2 separate regions of the Homo sapiens genome follow, and region 2 is linked to region 1. A link is a loop called in an ENCODE intact Hi-C map of the cell type or tissue named here. Cell type or tissue: HCT116. All regions are shown on one strand. Each heading gives the region's core, and the rest is flanking DNA. Links, peaks and the distances in the headings are about the cores only. Region 1 has its middle 140 kb from the start of PTPN20. Region 2 has its middle 7.6 kb from the start of RBP3.

Region 1 (8,333 bases), core at 290-8,289:
ATCTCATTATGTGCCACCCACTGTTTTCGGCTCTGGGAACATTGCAACTGCAAAAATCCCAGACCTTAGATAATGTTACCATTTTAGATTCTATGGCCCAGGGGTTAACTATGCAGATTCAGGAAGCCTGGATGGAGTCCTTGCTCTGCCATGCGCCAGCTGGTTGCTTTGGACAAGTCACTTAGCCTCTCTGGGCCTATGTTTCTCTACCTGTAAAATGGGAAGGTGCTGAATGAACCAAAATGAATGAGCACTGTGCATGGGAGGCACTCAGGGCAGAGCTCAAGACTGGGAGCCCGGTGAAAGCAAGGTGCTGCCATGGAAGGGCTGACGGTCTCCAAAAATGGGTGGAGCCCACACTACGTCTGTGATGATCAGGCTGCAGAGCAGGGAGAGAAGGGAAGGGAAATGGGGAGCGGGTGTTGGGGAGTCAGGGAAGGCCTCAGCAGAGGGAGACTGCTGTCGGGACCAGAGCGTTCTTCCACCCAGGGTGCCACACGCAGGTTCCTTGAACCTCTGCCCAATGTGATCTGGATGGTAAAGATGAGTGGGACTTTTTCTTTCTTCTTTTTGGCCAAACAAATAAATAAATAAATGAATAAAAGAAGCTGCATCCCACCGTCGACTCACGCCCCTCTGTGGAAATCCCCTCCTTGCAGGTGATCACTTGAGGCTCACCTGAGCTGCCATCTCCTCTGGGGGCTCTCTCTGCCTTTGTTCCCTGAGGCTCCCGGCTGACAGGATGGCCAGTGCCATAGTCACTCTCTCCAGATGGGGTGCCCTTAGGGCAGGCAGACGCTCCTTGCTTCATGCTCCAGTGCATTGGGCGGGGCCTCTGTGCAGGCTCCTGGTGATTTCCCCCATAGTTGCCCAGCCTGCAGTGCTTCCCATGGGGGAGGCATTCCAATGTGGGCAGGCACAGATCCCCCATGCCCTCTTCCCTGGGACACCTGCAGCAGGCCCCAGGCTGTCCTCAAGGCTCCACCACTGTGTGGGTGTGTCAGGGGGACCCAGACCCTAGGGCCATGAGCCTGCCTCTCCCCTTGTCCCTGATGAATATGCTCAGAAGTGCAGGACGGCGGCCCCGGGTAGAAGCTCCCTTGGGCTGAGTCAAGACCTGCCCTTCCTGCCATGTCATCAGCATGCATCGTCCCCTGTGGCCTCCATCCCGTGCAACTTTCAGGGCACCATGAGTGCCGCAGTGTCTCCTGCAAGCTGCTGCTGCTGGACTTTAGAGAATCCATGCTGCACTTTCCCTTCTAAATCAGGAGCCTGCGCTGTGGGCTGTTTGCTCCATCTCCACTCACCCTGCCCTGGGAATTCATGACAGGTGTCTCTGAGTGGTTCTCCAGAACTCATCATTGGCATCCCATGGACAAGAAGGAAAATAATTTGTTCCCTCTTCCCAAAAAAATGTGTGTAAACAACATAGGCCTTGTCTTTGATGCGAGCCAACTCTCTCCAATTTGATCTGTCTCTAAAGAAGTGAGACAGTGCAGGGTCCCCCTGGGTGGGAGTGATGCCTGACGGGAGCCTGGAAACTTAGCAGCGATGCCCTGGATCGCGGCTCTGGCGTTGGGCCCACCTGGCAGGGGAACGGGGAGAAGCTTTCCCATTGTCCTGATGCGATTCTCCCAGCTGAAACGAGGCTGGTGCACATGTGGGCCGACACTGATGGGATCCAGCTTGCCAGAGAGGTGCACTCCCCCATATGAGCTCTGGTCAGCAGGCACTTACCGGCATTCACTGAGTGCCCACTGTTGTGCCAGGCACTCACGGGGTTACTGGAGGAGGGCACTGGAGGCCTTCATGTTTCCAGGGCTAAGACGAGGGTGGGAGCCTGTGACCTCCATCCCTCCTGGGGCCCCTGATGCTGCCTGATGTGATCCTGAGTCGTGGAAATGAATCCAGATGTGCACACTCGCTCACCTGTGAGTGATGGCCATCCCTCTGATGGCCCCCAGGACCCTTCCCAAGTGAGGATCTTAGTCCCTAAGTTGGGTTCCCTGGCGCCTGACATCTGAAGATTAGGAGCCACCCCAATGACTGGAGGCATTTCTACTGCTGACCCAAGGTGTTTAGCATTAGGAAAGTGCCCTGCAGATGTCACTCCATGTTGTTTGAAAAGAATTGAGATATCACATGAAATATATTTCATAATCCAGAGGAAGTTGGGAGAGGTGTCCTGGGCTCCAGCCCCAGTGCCAGGGGTCTCCTGTGCTTTCTGTGAGGCAGGGTGAGCCTGGGATGGGGTGGGGGCCAGAGCCTTCCACAGGTTTCCCTGTGGGCCAACCTCACCTTTGCTGCCTGGGTCTGGCCATGGTGCTCCATGGGGTGTGGGCCCCAAGCTCACAGACTATGGCAAAGACAAGCCACAGAGAGGAGGCAGCCAGTGGTTCCAGGCAGCGATGGGCTCAGTGCCAGCCATTCCAGGCACCAGCATCCTGCATGTCTCAGCTCCCCTCTCCGCCAGACTATTCTCTGTCCACAGCACCAAACACCAAAGGAAATAAGCTCTGAGAGGCCCAAAGTGGCTCTGGGTGGCCCACCTGAGCATGGACTGGGCCAAGTCCAAGGCACAATCTGGGGCAAGTTGGAGGTCAAGGCCAGATCCCAAATCACAGAACTGAGTCCAATGTGGGAGCTGGGCTGTAAGAAGGAGAAATCAAAGGTTGAGGACAGGGTCAGCGCAGGGAGGCCTCAGAGTGAGGAGGAGACTGGTGATTCGCCTCACTGTCATTGGTCAGCTGGTATGGGCTATGTGGGCAGGTGGATTGGGCTCTGAGGTTCTGGAAACCAGTCATGCCCCATGCAGATGCATGTATACAGACCCGAGCCTCCAGGCCTGATGGGAGGGACCCCTCCAGGGGGACCTTTACAGGCAACACCGAGCTCTCAACACCTGCATCTTAAGGCTCCGAGGACATGGCAGGTGTGGCCCGTGAGTGGCAGGGCCTCCACGTGACCACAGCTTGGGAGGTGTGAGGGGCTGGCTATAGAAGGCCAGGCAATAGTGCAAGAGGTAGGGAGGCCCCAGGGTCAGGGCAGGGGCTCCCTCCAAAGGGCCTAGGGCACGGGACAAGAGGCCAGGCTGCTGGCAAGCTCTCTGTCCTCCCCGCAAAGTCTCATAGAGGAAATCTGTGTATTGAACATGGCCCTGCCACCCTTGGCCAAGCACCTACTAAGGTGCGTTGGCCCTGTGAGGGGCTGGGTGTGAGGAGGTGGAGAGCCTGGGCTTATAGCAGAGCCTGTCAGAAGTCCAGAGAGGGCCAGAAGTCCTGGGTGGCCCAGTAGGATGGGTGAGGAAGGTTCTTGGGGAGTGGAGATACCGGTAGCAGACAAGTGCACCATTCCTGGGACTCAGAGAGGGACCAGCACTGCTCAGAGTCATGGTAAGGAAACATGGGTGGTAGCACTGGGCCCTTGAGGCCGAGGGGAGGCTGACATCCAGCTGGGCAGAGACCACACCACTGGGCCCAACATAGTCAGAACCCAGGAAGCTTAAATTTGGGGACAAACAGACCCTAGGTGGAGGCAATACCCAAGAATATGTTAAAAGGGAACTCCACTCACTGGTGTGAGGCACTGCTCCTGGGCCTGAGTGTGCATTTTCCCTCGAATCTCCACGTGGGCCCTTCAAGCTTGATAGCCAGGAGGGCATGAGGAACCCACGGTCCTGACACTTGCCTGGAGTCACACAGCTGCTTTGAAGCATCCAGTGATGTGAGTGTAGCTCACTGGGTCCCCAAACCCATGCAGGCCATGACCAGTTTTGGGTGGTGGAAAGAGGTGGTCAGAGGACCCAGAGGGCCCAGAAGTCCTTACAGGAAGGGCTGTTGCCAGCTGGGAGCCCGGGCTAGGCCTGTGCATCCTCTCCCCACCTCCCCATTTCCTCCCTTCCCCTGTGCCCTGGGCCAAGACACAGTGCCAAGCGAGGGGACTGCGGTTGCTGTGGAGGCAGGAAAGCCCAGGGCCCGGCTGGAAGGTCATGTGGGAAACTTCTGCTTGAGGGGAGCTGCTCAAACGGGTCACTGGGCCCCTCGGGTACCAGACCTTGTTTTCCTGCGGCCTCCTCCAATGGATAAGGGGCACTGGGGTAGGGGCTTGGCTCCAGCAGCCAAGGCGTGAACAATGGTCTCGCTGGCTGCCCCGTCATGCCCCCTCCTCAGCCGCTGCCCTCCCGGAGGACCAAAGCTGCCATGTGAAAGCGATTTCTCTGAAAGGCTTCTCTGGGGAAACTGGGCGTCGGGGCCTATGCTCACCACACTCCCTGCATCCCTCCTTTCTGTACAGAACCCTGAGTGTGGGCGGGAGGGTGGATACCACAGAGGGTGTTGGGGCATGGGTGCTTCTGGGTGTGGGGGCTCAGATGAAGAGGTGAGTGGCCTGGTGGGTCCATGTGCAATGGGAATGGACGAGGGCCTCGGCGTGAGTCTTCCATAGGAACGAGGGGTCAGGGCTGTAGGGGGACTCTGTGAGGCTGAGTATGCCTGTGCAGGTGGGGGGCTGTGAAGATGTGTGGGAGGCTGCTGTGAAGGGTGCTTTCTGGGAATGGTGCTGTGCTGCTGCAGTTTGCTTAGAGGGCAGATTGAGTGGGAGTCAGGCAGGCAGGGCTGCGTCTGCAGGTTGGGTCTGATCACCCAAGCCTTTCCCTGGGCTCTTTCTCAAGGACAGGGAAGCCCTGGAGGTTGTGGAGCTGGTGGTGAGAATGCTCGAGCATTCTTGGCAAGAGTACTGGAGTGTGGGTGGTGTGCGGGATGGATGGGTGCAGGAGAGTGCAGAGATAGGCCACGTGGTTGGGCCCTGGGTATGTGTCCTGTTGGGGGCGTGAGGACCTGGTTGAGGAGGAAGGCACAAGGGGCAGTTCTGTGGGGGTGAGAGCCATGGGAGGTGGGGCAGGAGGACTATGGCAAATTGAACACAGAGAGTGGAGGTGGGGAGCATCCAGGTAAGGTGAGTCTGGGCCAGTGTGTGCACACTGCAGGTGCTTGTTAATTTGTTGATTGGCTATGTGATTGATTTGTTGGTGGTGCCAGTGGGCACAGGGGGTCCTCAAGAGAGGTGTCAGAGCACGTTTGTATGTTAGAGAATGAGAAATGGCCCATGCATGCACACCCCTATCCCTCTCCCACCCCGCCCAGCACTCCCCTGCCTGGCTTCTGGGGAGCTGCTGCAGAGGAAAGCCCTGTGAGCTAAGCCGCATCATCGTCATGGCCAGCAGGGGGCGCTGTGCCCTTGGGTGGCCCAAGCTCTCCCAACAGCTGGAAGATTGGAAGATACGTTTGTACATTTTTGAGTACGTGCCCTGCTCTGACATTGCTTAGATGGTCATCTCGCCCCCATCCTAGCTGACAACCCGTCTTCACTACATCACCTCCATGCTAACAATACCACGGGATGTCACCTGGGGGTAACCAGGGCTCCTGGACCCCTCAGCTCTGCTCAGCCCTGAGAAAGGCATGCAGAGTCCCCGACGAGAAGACACCCGGAGCTGGGCATGAAACTAAAGCAAGAGGAAGGGAAGGTGGCCCAGTCCCCAACCTGGGACCTGTGGCCACATGGGAAAAGCAAAGTGCAACACAGAGGGTGGGGGCTTCCATTTGGGGGTTCTTTCAGAGCTCAGGGTGGGACCCCAGCAGAGGCTTCAGGCTCTGTCCTCACAGCCTCTGCAGCCCCAGGGCCTCCCACCAGGGTGTGGTTTGCTTGAGAGTGGGTAACAGCAGCACAGGGTGGCATCAGAGGCAAGGACCAGGGGCCCCAGGGACAGCTGCTGGGACCCTCAGGTTAAGGCAGTGGCCCCAGGAGAGCTGCCTTACCTCAGCTCAGCGTTGCCCCTCACTGCAGAGTGGACTCACTGATAGTGAATGAGATCAAGGCCAAGGTGGGTGCTGGTGTGGCCTAGGGAGGCATTCAGCCCAGCCTGGGGAGCTGGGGTTGCCAGGCACAGCCCCCAATACGAGGTATGTCTGAACTGGGTTCTGAAGGATGAGAAGGAGTTGCCTGGGCCAAGAAGGCAGTAGTTGGGGGAGTGTTCTTTTGTCCACAGAGTCCATTTGAGTCAAGGAATGGCATTGGCAGGCCGCCTGCAACACCGAGAGGAAGAGGCCAGCACTGGGTTGGGCACCCCTGCAACACAGACAGGAAGCGTGGGCTGGGTGATGGAGGCCTGCAGGTCCTCTCAAGAGCAGAGGCAGGGCAGCCCCTGAGGAGGGCGCTGGAGCCTGGGCCCACACATGTTGGAGCCATGGGAGGGAGTGTCGGTCCAGGGCCAGAGGCTGAAGGCACTGCAGGGGGGTTACTGCAGCTGGCCGGGTTTCTAGGTTTAATGTTGAGACCGACCAAATTTGAATCTTGGTTCAAATCTTGGGCCCTTCCGGGGACAAATAGCTCAACTTACCTGGAGCTCAGGATTTCATCTGTGAAGTGGAAATAGGGGCTGTGTGAAGTGGGGTGATAGCCTGCCAGGGTGATTCATAGGGTGAGTTGAGATGACATTTGTAAGCCCTTGTCAAGGTGCCTCATGCATAATAGGTTCAACAAATATTAATTCCCCTTTCTCCTCTCCTTCTCCTTCTCCTTCTCCTTCGCCTTCTCCTTCTTCAAGGATTTCTGCACATGGGTGAAGCTGGGAGGGAATTTATCTAATTGTCTAATTTTGTCCTTTTTTATCTAGCATGAGATAGTGTTCCCATTTTACAGATGAAGAAACTGAGGCCAGCCAAACTAAGTCATTTTCCCAGGCCACACAGCTAATGAGTAGCAAACTTACTAGCTGCCTTTCATGTCTGGGGAATGGGCAGCCCCATGCTAGGGCTTCCTTAAAGGCCATGGGACTTGGTCCCTGGAAGGGTGTGCCAACTGGGTTGCCTGAGTGGAGCAGAAAGTAATTGTGTTTAAACATGAGCTTTGGTAACAGCAAACAAGGGCCATGAAACACCAGCAAGTCTTTCTCCTCCACAGCCTGGTGGTCCTGGGTTTCCTGGGGCTCGGACCTCTGCTTTGTGACCAGCTGGGCAGGTGACAGACATGAAGAATGACCAGATGTCTACACCGGCTGACCAGCCTGGAGGCTGTACTGCAGGTGGGCTCCTGCCTCAGGGTCATCTGAACACTGGGACAGCTCCGGGGAAGGCAGAGCCCCATGACCAGGATGAAGGCGAGGGAGGAGCATGGGCCCTGGAAGCAGAGGCCCCCCTGCCAGCCCTGAAGGTGGCTGGGGCCCAGGGGTGGGTGTTAGGGGACACCAAACAGAGGTCATGAATGTGCTGTGCTGGCCAGATCCGTCCTGCTGATGTGTTTTATTTGGCTTGCAGAGTGCTTCTCAAAAAACTTTGAATTATGTCTTAACATTTTCATATGAAAATCTAGATCTGCAGTTTCTCCTGAAAAGTTGGAGACTCTGGCCACAGATGTGAAAGGAGACGTGCGGCAGGAGAGCGGCTGCCCAATCTAGTTGGTGGCAGGTTCCTGCAGACCCCACCACTCTCCATAGTGCTCCCGGCACTGCCATTCCCTGCCTGGGCCCCTCGAGGCCCCTCTCTTCACAGACATGAGCCCTCAGCCCCTTGCCCATGACCCAAAATCTGGCTGTGATTTCCCACTCTGGCCAGTTTCCCTAGAGGGGGACATGAGGGACGTGACACACACTCAAGGTCATTAGTCTCAACAGTCTGGGACTGAGTGTGAGGACCAGGGAAAGAGGGCTCTTGCCATCCCCAGAGCCAGTGATTCAGAGGGTTTTGGTGGGGGGCCTGGCTGGAGCAGACACCATGGAACCTGAGGGGCTTTGGGAGGCCTTCTACTCTCATGCAAGAGCAAAAAGGCCAGGGCTGATTTGTCTAGCCACATGGTGACGTGGAGGAAAACTCCATCATCCCCAGGGAAATGCAAGGAAAGGGGGAGGAAGGAGAGAGAAAAAGAGAGGGAGAGGAGGGAAAGAGGGAGAGAGAGACAGAGACAGACAGAGACAGAGATATAGAGAAGGATAAACAGAGAGGGAGACAGAGACAGAGAGAGAAGAAGACACAGAGAAAGATACAGATAAAGACAGAAAAGAAGAGAGAGACAGAAATATTGGGAGCTTGACAGCCACAGAGCGAGAGACTGAGTGTCTATGATGGGCAGCCAGGTCCCTCCTATGGGGCCTGTGGATTCTCTCTTGACAGCTGGATGGCCACTCCCCTCTCCTCCTCCTCAGGCCTGCTGCTGGCTCCAAGGAAGCTGCTGAGATAGGGATAGGGAGAGAGTTCCATGCTAACAAAATGGTGCATACCAGGTGCTCAAGATAGCTATGTGGAGATAGATGCCTACTGCTCTGTCTCCCAACAGCGCAG
Region 2 (8,333 bases), core at 169-8,168, 290 kb after region 1:
AGGCCACGTCATGGAAGAACTTTCCTAAACGAGGATGGCACCCCACATTGCTGTGACTAAGAGTTCAGGCACAGTGAGAGGAGGAATGTATGCTTTAGAGAAACTCTAGTCATTCACACAATGTGTGTGTCTGCCATCAATGAGATGGTATTTTTTCCTGGAACCTACTTGGAGTTCTGAGAATTCAAGTGCTCCCTAAGCCTGGACTGTTCTCAGAACAGAGAGGCTTAATATGGGCATAAGAACGGAGTGCCTTGAGGAGCCAGCTTCCGGTCCAAGTGTCGTTTTTATCCTTGAGCTTCATGAGATGTCATTGACAAATAAAATTGCATATACTTACAGTATACGATGTGATGTTTGTGTATACACTGCAAAATGATTGAATCAAGCTAATTAACATATCCATCACCCTACATGCTTTGTGGTGAAAATGTTTAAGATCTACTCTCTTATGATTTTCAAGTATACAGTACAGCATTATTAACCACAGTCACTAGGCTACACAGAAGATTTCTGGAATTTATGTATCCTTTGTACCCTTTGACCAACATTTTCCCATTTCCCTTTCCTGACTCCTCGCCCAGCACGTGATAATCCAGTTTATGTTTAGACTGACTGTGCTTCTGGAGAAATCTTTTAACCTCTCCGAGCCTCAGATTCTTCTCCTAAAAAACGGCAACCATACTACCTGTGATGACTGATTTTATGTCAACTTGACTATCCGATGGTGCCAAACTGTTTGGTGCAGCACTAGTTGAGATGCTGCTGGGAAAGTATTTAGTGGATGTGATACACTTTTGCTACCAGTAGCCTGTACGTGAAGCAGATTATCCGCCATAATGTGGGTGGGTCTCATCTAATCAGTTCAAGGCCTGATGAGCAGTTTCCTGAGGAAGAAGCAATCAGCCTCAAGACTACAACAGAGAAACCCTGTCTGAGTTACCAGCCAGCTGCCTGCCCTGTCAAATTTGGTCTCAAGACTACAGCATCGACTCTTGCCTGAATTTGCAGTCTGCTGGGGCTTGCACAACAGATTTCAGACTTTCCAGCTCCCACAATCACATGAACCTATTATTTAAAATAAACATCTCCATTTTACATCTCCCCATAAGACTCCTTAAAGCGGGGATGTAAAAGGGAGATGTTTATTTTAAAGAATAGGCTCATGATATCTCTGGATTGTAATGATTAAATGAGAACATGGTGTACAACTGCATTTCCATATGCAAAAGAATAAATTTGCTTCCTTACCTCATAGCATAATCAAAACTTAACTCAAAATGGATCAAGGACCTAAAAATAAGAGCTAAAACTCTTAGAAGAAAACATAGGGGTAAGTCTTTATGAGCCTGGCTTTGGAAAAAGATTCCTAGATATGACATCAAGAGCAATGAAGGCAAAATTAGATAAACTGGACTTCATCAAAATGAAAACATTTTGTGCTTCAAAGGACATCTTCAAGAAAGTGAAAGATTAATCCACAGAGTGAGAGAGAATACTTGCTAATTACGTATATGATAGGGGACTTGAATCTAGCATATATAAAAAACTCTTACAACTCAATAATAAAATGATAAATAACCTAATTTTTAAAATAAGCAAATCATCTAAATAGACATTTCTGCAAGGAAGATACACAAATGGCCAATAAGCACATGAAAAGATGCCCAACTTCATTAGTCATCAGGCAGTGCAGATCAATGCTGTAATGAGATACCCCTTCACACCCACTGGGATGGCTATGATCAAAAAGTTGGATAATAATTGTTTTCAAGGTTGTGGAGAAATCAGAACTCACACATTGCTGGTGGGAGTGCAAAATTATACAGTCTCTTTGGAAAACTGGCAGTTCCTCAAAAAGTTAAACATAGAGTTACCATATGACCCAACAATCCCATGCCTAGGCATGTATCCAAGAGAAATGAAAATGTATGTTCACACAAAAACTTATACAGACATTTTTATAGCAGAATTATTCATAATAGCCAAAAGGTGGAAAAAAAACAAATTTGTATCAGTTAATGAATGAATAAACAAAATGTGGCATATGCATAGAATGGAATATTATTCAACCATAAAAAGGAGTGAACTTGAGTCCAGGAGGTGGAGACTGTAGTGAGCCATGGATGAACCTGCAACATTGATGAACCTTGAATACATTTTGCTAAATGAAATAAGCCAGTCACAAAAAGTCACATATTATACGATCCTATTCACGTGAAAAATTCCAGAACAGGAAAATCTATAGAAATCGAAAGTAGATGAGTAGTTTCTTAGAGCTGGGAGGCAGGGATGCGGGTGTGGATAGTGGGTAAGAGCTGAAGGTTACAGGGTTTTATTTTGAGGTGATGAAAATGTTCTAATATTATTGATTTTGGTAATGGTCATAAATTTCTGTGAATACTAAAAATCATTGAATTATATACTTTAAATGGGTGAATTGTATCTCAAGAAAATCATTTTAAAAAAAAGATTAAACGAGACAATCTTCATGACAGGGTACAAACAGAAGCGGTAAGTATTTTCCAAAGCCATTCTGCCTTTGTCCCAGCTACTTCTTCCCTTTTATGAGTCAAAGCATCTCCTCCAATTCCTCACTGTTAGGCTGTCCTCAGATGACAGAATCCAGGCTTTTCTTCTCAGAGACAGATCCACCGGTGGGGAAACAGATGCCCCTGTAGACCAAGTCCTCTCTGCAGCAAGGCTCAGGACACACAAGCCCAGGTTTCCAAAGCACAGGACTGTCAGGGCAGCGCCCGGCACAGGGCTTCGTGGATGTGGTGCTCCACTGAGATACCTACCTCAGCATCCCTGCTCAGCTTCTAGAAAGTGCCTAGGGTGCTGATGAAGGAGGACACTCAGGGAGGAAGATGACTCCTGTGAGTGCCTGCTAGGGACCTCCTTGCCTTAGACCACCCCGAGCCCCTGGACCAACATTCCCACTTCCTTGAATCAGTTCCACATCAGATACCTTAGGCAAGAGAGAGAGAAGGCTGCCTCCTGCTGCCTGGCCACACTTCGCACCCCCTGCTCCCTGCATACTCCGCCTTGCCCAGAAGTTGGTCCTCATGTTGAGCCCACATCCAGATGAGTGGACCCAGCCTCGCTCCCTGGACTTTAAGCCAGCCCTGGGCCCTGAGCCCTCCCTGCTCTCAGGCCTCCCCGGTGAACCCTGCTTCCCAAACCCTGCAATGTCCTGCTGTCAGATTCCCAAGGCTGTGTTCCACTAACGACTCCCAAGCCCCCTGTGTCATCCCACCTAATGGCCTGGATTCCTGAAGGGCGCCCGGGCTGCTCTGCCTGTTGGGTTCAGGCTTCACCCCTGCATCTGTCAGTGCGGGGTCCATCTCCTCCGTCTCCTCTAGACTAATGCCCTGCAGTTACTGGAGACACAGCCTTGCCACAGCCACAGGGGTCCTAGTCCCTGCTGGAGCCTCTCTCCCCACCCCACCTCCTGCCACAAGTCCGTGCCTGGGATTACGACACAAACAGGAACCAAAGCTCAGGGCAGTGTGTGTGGGATCCTCTCTCCCTTTAGCAGGTCCATGTCTCCTCAGCTCTGTGCTCTTGAGCAAGTTCTGTGCTCTCCCTGAGCCCCAGCTTTCTCATCCCCAAAGCAGAAGGAGCAGTGGCTTAGGAGAAATGGCCTGGGTGGGGAGTGATGAAGGCATCATCCATAAACACGGCACATGCCCTGCAGATTCAGACAGCAGGGACCCGACTCCGATCCTGGGTCGCTAGCCTTGTGGTCTTACCTTCCTGTTAAACAGTGTCATTCATGCATTCTCTCCAGATGCAAATTGCTTCCTCATTTCTTTGTGCAAATCAAGCCTTCCAAACAGCCTAAGGCCCCACCCTCCTGTGTTCAGTCTCTAGGATATCTCTGGCTGAAATGTACTCTGTCTGAAAACTTGAACTTCTGTCCTCACTGCACAGAAAAGGTGTCGCGCAGGGAAGGGCAGGACAGCCATGTGCTTCCGAGGGGCTTCCATCCTGCAGAGAAGGGGCTTCTATCCTTCCACCCAACCACTGTGTGGGTGATGAGCCCCTGGCTGATGGGAACTTGGTCACTATTCTGAACCCATTACACACCTCAGAACTCATCCAGGTTCAAAGGCCCTAGGCTCTGCTGCCTGACACACAGCACCCCCTGGAGGCAGCAGTGGGTAATGCACCCTCATGATTCCAGCTCCTGCTGGAATCACTGACATCAGGCAAGTGATGTCATCTTTGAGGCTGTGAATACTTTCTAATATAGATCATTAACAGCTGGAATAATCTATGTTCTGATACTTCAGTTATCGTTTTCCTCTGATGACACAAAACTGTGAAATGCTCAGTCGAAAAGTAGGAATAAGGTATAAGCCCAACCAGCCCTCCTTTCATGCTTAGCGCAATACTTCTCAGCCCCTCAAGTACTTGAAATAATATCAATTCCATACAAACTTTTCCCAGCAAATAGAAAGGGGGAGGAATAGGAAGAGAAAAAATTACTTTCCAACACTTTTATGAGGTAGACGTTACCTAGATACCAAAACCAAAAGAAAAGAAAACTTGAGAGCGATATTCCTTATAACCATGCAAAAGCCCTCAACAGAATACCAGTACATTAAATCCAGGAACATATTCAAAGGCTAATACATCATGAACAAGTGAGATTTAACCCATAAATGAGTGGCTGGTTCGAGATTAGAAAACCAGTCAATATGATTAACTATGTTAACAAACTAAAGAAGAAAAAACATCATGTTAGTAGATGCATCTGACGATATTCAAAACTCATTCACGATTTTTAAAAAATTCTCAAATTACTAGGAATAGAAAAGAATTTTCAACTGATAAAGGGCATCTACCAAAAAAAAATCTACAGCTAACTTTATATTTAATGGTAAACTGGATGTTTTCCCCCTAAGATCACGAACAAGGCACTGGAGACCCTAGCAAGAGCAATAAGGCAAGAGTAAAAAATAGCATCCTCGTGGCAGGCACCCGTAGTCCCAGCTACTCCGGAGGCTGAGGCAGGAGAATGGCGTGAACCCGGGAGGCGGAGCTTGCAGTGAGCCGAGATCACGCCACTGCACTCGAGCCTGGGCAACAGAGCGAGACTCTGTCTCAAAAAAAGAAGAAAAAAAAATAGCATCCTTAAGTTGTCAATCAAGAAATGCAACATGAACACCCCTTTAGAAAATTCCAAGGAATCTTCCAAATGTATACTAGAATAAATGAAGGAGTTTAGCAAGTTGTAAAATATATGATCAAAACATAATGAATAACTGGACATTAAAATTTAAAGAAAAAAGTGCCATTTACAATAGCACCAAAAAAAAAAAACCCCACAAAATACATGGGTATAAACCTAGCAAAATATTTGCATGATCTATATAGTGAAACCACACAACACTGATAAATAAATCAAAGAAGGCCTAAATAAGTAAAGAGATATAACGTATTCATGGGTTGGAAGACTCAGTATTGTTAAGAGGTAAATTGTCTGCAAACTCATCTATGCATTCAATTCAATCCCAATCAATAATCTGATTGTAAAGTCAATGATTTGAATCAAAAATGTATATGGATAATCAAAGGAACTAGAATAGCCAAAATAATTTTGATAAACAATAACAAAGTTGGTAGACTCAGATTACATAATTTCAAGACATATTATAAACTGTAGTAAACAAGAGAGTGTGATGTGGGTAGAAAACAGACAAATAGATGAACGCAGTGGAATAGACTGTGTAGAAATAGGCCCACACAGATGCGATCAATTGCTTTTTTATCAAGATGCCAATACAATTCGCTAGAACAAGGAAAGTCTTTTCAACAACTAGCGTGGGCTCAACTGGATATCTAATTAACTGAAAATACATCATAGACTCACGTGAAACCTAATACTGTAGAAATTCTAGAACAAAATACTAAAGGAAAGGTTTTGTGGCCTTGAGATCAGCAAAGATTTCTTAGCTGTGTCACTAAAAGCATGAATCGTAAAGGGAAAAAATGATAAATTTGGACTCATCAAAGAAAAACTTTCAATCTTCAAAAGACACAGTTGACAACATGAAAAGACAAGGCATGGACTAGAAGAAAATATTTGCAACACATATATCAGGCAAAAGTCTTACATCCAGAACATAAAAATAACTTTTACTTTATCAATAATAAGACAAACAACTGCCTCCCTTCCCCAACAAATGAGCAAAAGATTTGAACATCGATTTCACCATAGAAGACATACAAGTGGCCAATGAATACATAATAAGATGCTCAACGCCATTAATTGTTAAGCAAATACAAATTAAAATCACAATGAGATGCCACAACATACCTATTTGAATGGCTAAAATTTAACTGTCTCTCCTTACCAATTGTTGCCACTAATGTGGAGGAACTGGTAGTCTCTTGCTGCTGGTAGAAATTTAAATTTTGGAAAACAGTTGAGTCATTTCTTAAAATGTTAAATATACATTCCTATCCTAGGTATTATATTACTCCAGCAAAAAGAAAGACACACATCCACACGAAGACTTGCACTCAAATATCCATATCAGCTTTCTTTTTTTTTTTTTTTTAACAGTCGCGCTCTGTAGTCCAGGCTGGAGTGCAGTAGCACAATGTTGGCTCACTGCAACCTCTGCCTCCTGGGTTCAAGCAATTCTCCTGCCTCAGCCTCCCAAGTAGCTGGGATTACAGGCATCCGCCACCATGCCTAGCTAATTTTTGTATTCTTAGTAGAGACTGGGTTTCACCTTGTCTGTCAGGCTGGTCTCGAACTCCTGAACTCAGGTGATCTGCCCACCTCAGCCTCCCAAAGTGCTGGGATTACAGCCGAGAGCCACCACACCTGGCTCATGTCAGCTTTCTTTGTAATATTCATCACTGGAAGCAACCTGAAGGGCTATCGACAGGTGCATGGATAACAAATTGTGGTCCATCTGTGCAATGGAAGGCTACTCAGCAAACAAAATAAATGAACTATTGGTACACTCAACAATATGGGTGAATCCCACAATCATTATGCTGGGCAAAAGAAAACAGATAAAAAAAGGGTATCATTTCTTTTATAGCAAATTCTAGAAGCTACAAGCTAATCTATAGTGTTGGCAGCAAGTAAATCCATGTTTGTCTGGATATGGGAATGCAGAGGGGACTGGGGAGCAAAGGGGCACCAGGAAAACTTGAGGGCGACAGCAATATATGTTGCCCAGGTGGCGGTGAGAATTTCGGGGGGGTATGCATGTGTCAAAACTGACTAAATGATACACTTCAAATAGGTTCATTATATGTTAATTATACATCAATTAAGTAGTGAAAAAAGGACGTACTTATTAGATAATTTAAAAGGTACTGAAAAAATACAATACAGGAAACAAACAAGTGTATATGCCCTTTGACTCAGCAAGCCCAAGTTTGGGAATTTATCCACAAACAAAAAAGCACCTTAGGCCCTTAAGAACGCGTTTTCAAAAACATTTATCGCAATATCGCTGAAACAATATTGAAGTAAAAACAGAAAAAGCTTAAAATATGCCTCACAAAGGGTCAGTAAATCATCAAGAACTACTACAGGATGAGTATCCATTATCTGAAAGTTTTGGAGAAAGAAGTGTTTTAGATTTCAGATTCTTTTTGGATTTTGGAATATCTGTATGTACATAATGAGATATCCTGGGAGTGGGACTCTAGTCTAAACACAGTATTTATGCCTCATGTATGCCTTATACGCATAGCCTAAAGGTAACTATATCAATATTTTAAATAATTTTTTGCATGAAACAAAGTTGGTGTTAAGTACTTATGTGTGAAATTTTTCACTTGTGGTGTTGTGTCGGTGCTCAAAAAGTTTCAGGTTTTGGAGCATTTCAGATTTCAGATTTTTAGATTAGGGATCCCCAGACTACATGTAGCCATTAAAAGGATGAGTTTAATGAGTATACTTCAACTGGGAAGGATGTTTGTGTTGTATGTTTAAGTGAGTAAAACAAAATGCAAATTATCATCTATGCTAATAAACGGCTGACAATAGGATGGACAAATGGATGGGGTGCCCATAGATGTGTGGATGGATCTCTCCTATATGTGCACCTCCCTGCGTGTACACAGACACAGGTGACAATGGCTAGACATTCAATGCTGATTATTTGTTACTAAAGGAGGCTGGATTTTAAAAGCTTTGGAAAAGGTTTGTTTGCACATTTCTACAAAAATGAGTATGTTTTACTCCTCTGATTTAAGAAAAAAGTAAAATGAAAATACATAAAATGAATAAAAAGTCAAGGTTCAATTTGCTTTGAAGTGCATTTAAAAATGTGTTGGTTTGCAGGGGAGAGGAG

What was found. Peaks named below come from ENCODE experiments on the same cell type or tissue, not always from the same donor. Only the 100,000 strongest peaks of a DNase experiment are listed, where the experiment ranks them.
Region 2: a loop joins it to region 1, with 17 times the contacts of the local background. A loop is called at or near these places in 11 of 110 quality-filtered maps.

The regions. Positions count from the first base shown.
Region 1 is chr10:47,042,552-47,050,884 of GRCh38, forward strand. No RefSeq gene overlaps it. Among named protein-coding and RNA genes, the nearest start is that of PTPN20, 140 kb to the left of the region's middle. In HCT116, for the core only: a CTCF peak has its summit at 5,204 (motif pointing right); a DNase peak (open chromatin) is centred at 5,240.
Region 2 is chr10:47,336,608-47,344,940 of GRCh38, forward strand. No RefSeq gene overlaps it. Among named protein-coding and RNA genes, the nearest start is that of RBP3, 7.6 kb to the right of the region's middle. RefSeq lists an enhancer at 5,923-6,585. In HCT116, for the core only: a CTCF peak has its summit at 4,159 (motif pointing left); a DNase peak (open chromatin) is centred at 4,154.